Regions from separate parts of the Homo sapiens genome. Here region 2 is linked to region 1. Evidence: read pairs that join two places in POLR2A ChIA-PET (ENCODE). Cell type or tissue: PC-9. All regions are shown on one strand. Each heading gives the region's core, and the rest is flanking DNA. Links, peaks and the distances in the headings are about the cores only. Region 1 has its middle 16 kb from the start of PLAU. Region 2 has its middle 27 kb from the start of COMTD1.

The links. ChIA-PET counts read pairs that join two places held together with the same protein. Peaks named below come from ENCODE experiments on the same cell type or tissue, not always from the same donor. Only the 100,000 strongest peaks of a DNase experiment are listed, where the experiment ranks them.
Region 2: POLR2A ChIA-PET joins it to region 1 with 9 read pairs; 2 of 35 experiments call an interaction of 5 or more read pairs at or near these places.

What each region holds. Positions count from the first base shown.
Region 1 is chr10:73,892,517-73,896,907 of GRCh38, reverse strand. No RefSeq gene overlaps it. Among named protein-coding and RNA genes, the nearest start is that of PLAU, 16 kb to the left of the region's middle. In PC-9, for the core only: no CTCF peak of the experiment used is centred there; DNase peaks (open chromatin) are centred at 2,177, 3,297 and 4,027; H3K27ac peaks cover 3,162 bases.
Region 2 is chr10:75,261,238-75,265,628 of GRCh38, reverse strand. No RefSeq gene overlaps it. Among named protein-coding and RNA genes, the nearest start is that of COMTD1, 27 kb to the right of the region's middle. RefSeq lists an enhancer at 2,542-4,189. In PC-9, for the core only: no CTCF peak of the experiment used is centred there; DNase peaks (open chromatin) are centred at 1,608, 2,778 and 3,368; H3K4me3 peaks cover 459 bases; H3K27ac peaks cover 3,781 bases.

The DNA.
Region 1 (4,391 bases), core at 261-4,260:
GTTTTCTTTGTTTGTTTGTTTGGTTGGTTTTTGTTTTGTTTTGTTTTGTTTCTGTTTTTGAGACAGAGTCTCATTCTGTAGCCCAAGCTGGACTGCAGTGGCACGATCTCGTCTCACTGCAATGTCCACCTCCTGGGCTCAAGCAATTCTTATGCCTCAGCCTCCCGAGTAGCTGGGACTACAGACGCATGCCACCATGCCCAGCTAATTTTTTGTATTTTAGTAGAGAAATACATGTTTCACCATGTTGCCCAGGGTGGTCTCGAACTCCTGTGCTCAGGCGATCCACCCACCTTGGCCTCCCAAAGTGCTGGGATTACAGGTGTGAGCCACTGTGCCCGGCCAAGCCCAGGAGTTTGAGGCTTGATTGCGCCACTGCATTCCAGCCTAGGCAACAGAGTGAGACTCTGTCTAAAAAATAATAATAATAATAAATAATAATAAATAAATAAAAAGTAGGGCAGGGTAGGTGGCAGGCACGGTGGCTCACCCCTGTAATCCCAGCACTTTGGGAGGCTGAGGTAGGTGGGTTGCTTGAGCCCAGGAGCTCGAGACCAGCCTGGGCAACATAGTGAAACTCCATTTCTACAAAAAATTAGCCAGGCATGGTGGCACATACCTGTGGTCCCAGCTACCCAGGAGACAGAAGTGGGAGGATCACTTGACCCCCAGAGGTTGAGGCTTCAGTGAGCCATGATCATGCCATTGCACTCCAGCCTGGGTGACAGAGTGAGAATCTGTCTCAAAAAAAAGTAAATTTTATGTTATGTATAATTTACCACAATAAAATAAATAATAATTTTTAAAATGGTAAATTTTGGCTGGGTACAGTGGCTCATGCCTGTAATCCCAGCACTTTGGGAGGCCGAGGTGGGTGGATCACCTAAGGTCAGGAGTTCAAGACTAGCCTGGCCAACATGGTGAAAACCCTGTATCTACTAAAAATACAAAAATTAGCCAAGCATGGTGGTGGATGCCTGTAATTCCAGCTACTTGGGAGGCTGAGGCAGGAGAATCTCTTGAACCTGGGAGGCAGACGTTGCAGTGAGTCAAGATGGTGCCACTATGCTCCAGCCTGGGCAACAGTGCCTGAGACTTCATCTCAAAAAATAAAAATAAAATAAAATAAAATAAAATGGTAAATTTTATGTTGATATATTTTGCTACAAAAAAAGTTACCCAAAACAAAAGGATCCCACAACAGAAGGATCTAGCAGACTCTGAGACTGAGACTCAGAGACGTGAGAAGACAGCAGCAACGACATTCAGTGATGTGAACTGAGATGGGGGTGGGGACTGGGATGGAGATAAAGAACCTGCTGGCAAGGGACAAGGATCAAGTGTGAGTGTTAGAGATGAAAGAGAAGTTGACCCAGCTGGGCACTATGGCTCACACCTGTAATCCTAGCACTTTGGGAGGCCAAGGCGGGTGGATCACGAGGTCAGGAGATCGAGACTATCCTGGCTAACACGGTGAAACCCTGTCTCTACTAAAAATGCAAAATATTAGCCGGGCGTGGTGGCGGGCGCCTGTAGTCCCAGCTACTTGGGAGGCTGAGCCAGGAGAATGGCGTGAACCCGGGAGGTGGAGCTTGCAGTGAGCCGAGATTGCACCACTGCATTCCAGTCTGGGGGACAGAGTGAGACTCCGTCTCAAAAAAAAAAAAAAAGAAAGAAAGAGAAGTTGACTCAAATGGAGTTCTGCTACGGATAGGGCTGACAATTTTCACCTTTCTTCATAATTGCCTTCTCTGTCTCCTGCCCCCTCCACACGGGGTGGCCATGTGTATGCACCTCATTTTAATTATTTTTTCTTTAGCAATTTGAAAGCAAGACATTGAGACACTTCACCCCAAACACTTCAGTTTATATCTGTTAAGAACAAAAATTTTCTCATAAATAACCACAATAATATCACATCTAATACAATTTAACATTGAGTATGGAGAAAGAAATGGGGACTGGCAGGTCTAATTTTAAAAATGAACTTTGAGTCTGAGTCTTTTTTTCTTTGGCAGGCACATGGATTTCTGTGTTTATCACCCACAGGGTTTGCGGTAGGATGCTTCTGAGACCTTCTTCCACTGGCCACTGGTCAGTCCGCAGTTGCCCTCTGAGGCTTCCTGTCTCCTTTTAGAGCTGACAGACACCACAGTGAGTCAGTTCTGCCAAGGCTTGACTCATTTTTAACCCAGTTTTGGTGATCAAACACAATACCCTGGAATTTGGCACTACAGCTCAAAAGGTATGGCGGGCCCATGGTTAGAAGACTGGGCTCCAGCTGCTTCCTGTTGCCCCATCTCATTTCTTTATAAAGATTGGAGTGAACTGCAATTAAAGTCAGAGAGACTTGGGTTGAAACTCTGGCTCAAACTCTTGTTAGCTGTGCTACCTTAAACACATAAGCCGTTAACCTCCATAAGCCATGGTTTCCTCTGTGAGATGGGGCTATCAAGCTCCATAGCATTGCTGTGGGGATAAGATAGCTGGTGCATGAAGAGCTTCTTGGCACTCTGCTTGTCATGAGGGAATTCCCCAGTAAGCTAAGGTTATTGTTATCACCACTACTATTAGAACCCCGAGATCCTTTGTTTTGCTCACTCTGTTACCCATGCTGGTTTTGAACTCATGGCTTCACAAGGGCAACGGAGACCTATATGGGGAGCTTCAGCCACCCAGGCTCCTGTAGTGCTGGATTTAAAGCTGGAAGACCTGAATCTGATCTAGTTTCCCCCATTTACTAGCTGTGTGGCCTTAGGCATTTTTCACAAGTCTCAGTTTTCTCGTGTGTAAGATAGGATGATTATGTAAAGTTGTAAATGTCAAATGAAATAATGTGTGCAAAAGCTTTATAAATAGCCAAAACTAATAATAAAAAAAGGCATAGATGCACAGATGTACAAGGTACTCAGGATCAGAAGCAAAGACATACCTGGGCCAAGGTTAGGGTCAAGATGGGAATCAAAGCCAGGCATGGTGGCACATCTGTAGTCCCAGCTACTCAGGAGGTTGAGGCAGGAGGATCACTTGAGGACAGGAGTTTGAAACTGGCCTGGGCAACATAGCAAGATCCAGTCTCCAAACATTTTTTTAAAATATGTATATATGGGAATCAAGGTTGGGATTGCTGGGATCGGCACCAGGGCTGTAAAAGCAATTGTGATCAAGATCAGGGTTGGCACTGGGGTCAAACAAAGCTTTGGGCGAGGACAGGGAAAGTATAAGGAGCAAGGTCACAGCAGGGAGTTGGGTGGGGTTTTTGGGTCAGGATAGGAATCCAAACTGGGAGGTGCCCACTGTCTGAGCCCCGAGGGGGTACAGTAGGACTGTGTAGTGACTCAGCGGCGGCTACACTGCCTTGGTTAAGGCTCTAATCCGATGATCTTAGTTTGGGGGAAAGTAGAGCGTGGGATTTAAAAAATCCTTGGAGATCTGCAAAAGTACAGGCCTTTGGCAAGTCCGTTCCATTGGAGTAGTGCAACCATCTCATTTCCTTCATCCTTCTTCCCCACCCCCAGTAGTTAAGTCGGATCAAGTATTAGCCTATCTCCAGGGACATCCTGCACTGTGCTGGTCCTCATGGCTCTGACCATCCCTCTTCCATCCATCATCCATTATCCGTCATCCACCTAGCATCATTTATCCATCAACCCAAGATGTACTGAGTACTTACTATGTGTCCAGCACTGTGCTAGACTCTGGGGATCCAGCAATGATAAAGGCAAGCCCATAACCTGTCCTCGTGGAGCTTCAATTCAGAGGGGAGCCAGATAATACAATGGATTTCCACCTTCTGCATTTATGGGAATAGTGGCAGATTCTAAAATCAGTCTGGGACATAAAGATAGCCAACTTATTCCTGCAAATCCCTTACATTACCAGGACCTAGGCATTCAGAAGCACAAAAGCCGAGAAATAACATCTATTTCTCTTTGTACTTTGGTTGTGACCCTGGGGCAGTAGCTGTCAAGATCTGGCTTTAACGGTGGCATGTGACTCTAAATAAAGGAATTTCTTTGTTTTGGGCTTTTTCAGCTGAGTGTGTGGTCGGGTTTGAGTAAGTAAACTGCATTCATGATGCAACCACAGTGTAAATACAAATTCAACCAATATGTAAGGAATGATAGTGAATATGCTAAGAAGGAATACAATGGCCTGTGCGAATGTACAGCAGAGGGACATAACCTGGTGAGGGGCGGAGGAGCGGATGAAGTGGAATATCCCACTGAGGAGGTGACATTGACACTGAATCCTGAAGAATGGCCACGAGGGAGCCTGTCGTAAGGGGAAAAAGAACTTCCCAGGCAGAGGAGTTGACATGAGGCAGAAAGGAACTCAGAGCACTGTAGGAACTGAAAGCCAGTCAGGTACAAGACGTCAAAGAGATAACG
Region 2 (4,391 bases), core at 299-4,298, 1.4 Mb before region 1:
CTACTTGGGATGCTGAGGCAGGAGAATCGCTTAAACCTGGGAGGCAGAGGTTGCAGTGAGCCAAGATCGCACCACAGCACTCCAGCCTGGGTGACGAGAGTGAAACTGTCTCAAAAAAATAAATAAATAAGCCAGCTGCAGTGGCTCACGCCTGTAATCCCAGCACTTTGGGAGGCCGAGGCAGGCGGATCACCTGAGGTCATGAGTTCGAGACCAGCCTGACCAACATGGTGAAACCCCATCTCTACTAAAAATACAAAATTAGCCGGGCGTGGTGGTGCGTGCCTGTAATCCCAGATACTCAGGAGGCTGAGGCAGGAGAATTGCTTGAACCTGGGAGGCAGAGGTTGCAGTGAGCCGAGATCGCGCCACTACCCTCCAGCCTGGGCAACAAGAGTGAAACTCCATCTCTAAATAAATAAATAAAATAAAATAAAATAATTCTCCTTGTTTATTCTGCTCCAGCCACCCTGGCATTGTTGTTCTCAAACTCACCAGCCATCCTCCCACCTCAGGGCCCAGGCACTTGCCATTCCCTGTGCCTGGAAACTCCCTGGATGGCTAGCCACAGCTCATATGTTACCTTCTCGGAGAGGCCTCCCTGATCAGGCTATCTACAATAGATCCCTGCTCCTTCAGGCCCATCCTTTCCTCTCCCTTACTCTGCTTTAACGTTCTTCAAAGTTCCTAATGCTACCTGACACGTTACAGAGTGATGTGCTGTTGCCTGCCCATCCTCTCCACTGGAATGTCAGTTCAGTGAGGGCAGGGACCTCGTCTGTGTTGTTCCCTGCCATAGCCCTAGTGCTAGGACAGTGCCAGGCATGTAATAGGTGTTCAGCAGATATTTAACGAATGAAAGAATAAATGACTGCCTGCATGAACAAGTCACCTTGCACAGTGCCTGGACCACCACAGGGGCTCAGCAAATAGGAGTTTTTTTGTTTGTTTGTATGTTTGAGACAGAGTCTTATTCTGTCGCCCAGGCTGGAGTGCAGTGGTGCAATCTCGGCTCACTGCAACCTCCGCCTCCCGAGTTCAAGCGATTCTCCTGCCTCAGCCTCCTAAGTAGCTGGGATTACAGACACCTGCCACCAAGCCCTGCTAATTTTTGTATTTTTTGTAAAGACAGGGTTCACCATGTTGGCCAGGCTGGTCTTGAACTCCTGACCTCAAGTGATCTGCCCTCCTCGGCTCTCAAAATGCTGGAATTACAGGCATAAGCTACCGCACTCGTCCAGCAAATAGTTTTTTTTGTTTCTAATTTGGAGATGCTGAGAGAGGCACAGAGCGGGCTTGGACTGGGCTTCTGGGAACAGGTGGAGCTGAAAAGAAGAACTTAGATGAGACCCAATGCTACCCACAGCCTGTTCTGAGGTCAAACACCACCGGGCATGACATTTAGTTAAAAGCGGGGCTTCGCCGTCAGAGAACTCCCTGGCCTGAGTGGGGCCTCCAGCCCTGCCATTGCAAGCCCTGCTCTCCAATGTCCAATGAGCTGGGTCAGAATAGGTAAGGGGATTGGGATGGGCCTGTTCCTGAGACTGGACAGACTCCTCCACCCTCACCTGGGCAAGGTGCCCAGCTGGCCCCAGCAATGGGATTGATAAGAGGCTCTCTGTCTCTGCTGCCTGACTAGTCACCAGGACAGAGTTTGCAGTAGACCTCTAGGCTGGGTATGGAATGAGATTAGGCCCCAGCCAGAGGAACTACAGGACAAGGTCATGAGTCTGTAGCCCTGAACTGTGCCACTGAGGCCTGGCATATCCCAATTCAGAACAAGATGGGCTCCAGCATTATGGAAGAAAGCCCAGGTTCATCCCCTTAACTGTGTAACTTCTGGCAAATCACTCAAACTCTCTGAGCCTCAGTTTCCCCACCTGTCAGGGGGAAATAATAATATCTACTGTAAGATGTTGATGGGATGATTATTAAGAATAATAATAGTTACCACTTACTAGCTCTTTGCTATGTGTGTTTGGGGGCAGGGGTTGTTACAATATCTCATTTGATCCTCAAAAACTCCCTAATGTTAGATGCTTCTATTTTGGTTTTTTGTTTGATTGGTTGGTTTTTTGTTTTTTTTTTTAGATGGAGTCTGGCTCTGTTGCCCAGGCTGGCGCACAGTGGCACTATCTTGCCTCACTACAACCTCTGCCTCCCAGGTTCAAGTGATTCTCCTGCCTCAGCCTCCCAAGTAGCTAGGATTACAGATTCGTGCTACCACACCCAGCTAATTTTTTGTACTTTTTAGTAGAGACTGGGTTTCACCATGCTGGCCAGGCTGGTCTTGAACTCCTGAGCTCAGGCAATCCACCTGCTTCAGCCTCCCAAAGTGCTGGGATTACAGGCATGAGCCACCGCACTGGCCCTATTTTGTTTTTTAAAGATGAGGAAATCAAGGTTCAGAGAGGGTAGTGATCAGCCCAGAGACACACAGCTCAGAAGAATCAAAGCAAAACTGAATTCATGTCTGCGGGTTGCAAAGCCCTATGTTAACCACCATCTAGAAAATGTACTTAAACCCCAGCACCTGGCCAGGCACAACCAGACCCCAAATAACTGTGAATATTTTTCTCCTTCCCTGAGCTTCAGGTCTGGGGGCAGGTGAGCACGGCTGTAAGGACTGGAGGGACAAGGAGCCAGGTGGCCCTTACACTGGGTTGAGGCTACAGCAACGGCCCCACCCTAGCCCCAGCCAAGCACAAGCAGCCTGGGCTGGTTTTCCCGGTCTTGACACCTCCTCCCTGGCCAGGGCAGGCTGAGGTCACCCGAGTAGAGGAAGTTCAGCCAGGTGAGCCTGCTGCTTCCTCACAGCTTTTCCACTCACCTTTTGGCCAGGAATTCCCCGGAGCCCCTGCCCAGGGCCTGCGAGGTTACGCCACCATCCGAGCTGCTCCCTCAAAAGGGGACAGCCTAATTCACGCATGACCCACACCAATAAATCAGGGAGGGGCGGGGGGGTGGGGACACTCATAAATCCATATCAAACAGTCCCCAAATTATGACAGATGACATGGCAGTCATAAAATTGCACAAGCAAAACTCACCAAGTCATTAATTTCATGGCCGCAGAAAATAAACAGACACATTTTCTCGCGGCCCTAATAAATTTTTAAAAACTCAAAGAATGGTCCATCTGCTTCGAATAATTTTTAATTTCCTATTCTGTCTCATTCCCATTAGCTATTCCACTGAGATATTTGCTAAATTCTTTCATTTACCTCCTCCCATCTGTATTCAATTACCCTGTTCCCAAATAGAGTGAGTTTTTGTTTCTCCTATGTGCGGGACAAAATACCCCCACCTGTACCTTAAAGCAAATGTTATGTGTGTTTTATTATCTGTTAGACCATATGAGTCATTCTAACTCGATTGCCTGTGCGGAAAGGCTTGGAGAGCAATGTGATTTTGATGTTTTCTGGCTTGGTTGGAAAACACCTGCCCGATTCTCAAAGCTAATCTATTAACGTGGTAAATGCTGTAGCAGATGTTCCTGAGTGAGCGAGGGGCTGCGCCGGGCTATGACCGGGCCCGACGTGTCGGGTGCACTATGGAAATGTTCAAAGATCAGAGGCCAGCAGCGCCACTGGGGGCCGAGCTGTAACGAAGTCACATTTTCCGCTGGCCCCCGGGCTCTGGCTGCCTGGAGGCTCCCCGCTGCCTCCGTGGGCTCTCAGCAGCCACTGGAGCTGGCAGGATATTTCAAGGTCATCTGGTCCACCCCACCCCCATGTTTTACAGAAGACAGACTGAGGCCCAGAGAGGAGGTATGCCTTGCCCAGAGTCACACAGCATACTGAAAAAGGAGAGCACCCTTAGAGGTCAGAGGTGGGTACAGAAAGCTGAGACTTGTTTTATGGAGCTGAGATGGAGGGAGGGAGAGGAAGAGAATTCTATGGGCACTTCCTTCCCCTAATGCCTTCTACCCAGCAAACAAGATCATTTAGAGATTTTCAATCTGAAATTCTCCAAGGCCATCTTTCCTCATTCTGCAGCAGTTGGGCCAGGCCTGTGACAGAGCACAGAACCAAGAATCAGCCAAGGAGCCAACGGCTTGCCCAGGGTTAGGTTGGTTTCAACACTGTATGCCCTGGCACATGCAATGCTCCTTTTGCAAAGCCCCAGGAACACGGGCTTCCAGGCTGAGCTGCAAATCTTAGGAGGAATCATGGTCTCCAATGCTACGCATGGCAAGATCCATGTAGCTGCACTATGAGTGCCCACACCCCCTCAGTCCTCAATATTTCCATACACACTGGTGGCTTCATACTATGGGTGCCTACAATACTGCCTGAGAGCTCCCTCTGGCCTGGGATCATGTTCAGTCAACCCTCAGGACAAGCTAGAGGTGCTAGGGACTTGATGCCCACAAAGCAGCCCTAAAACAA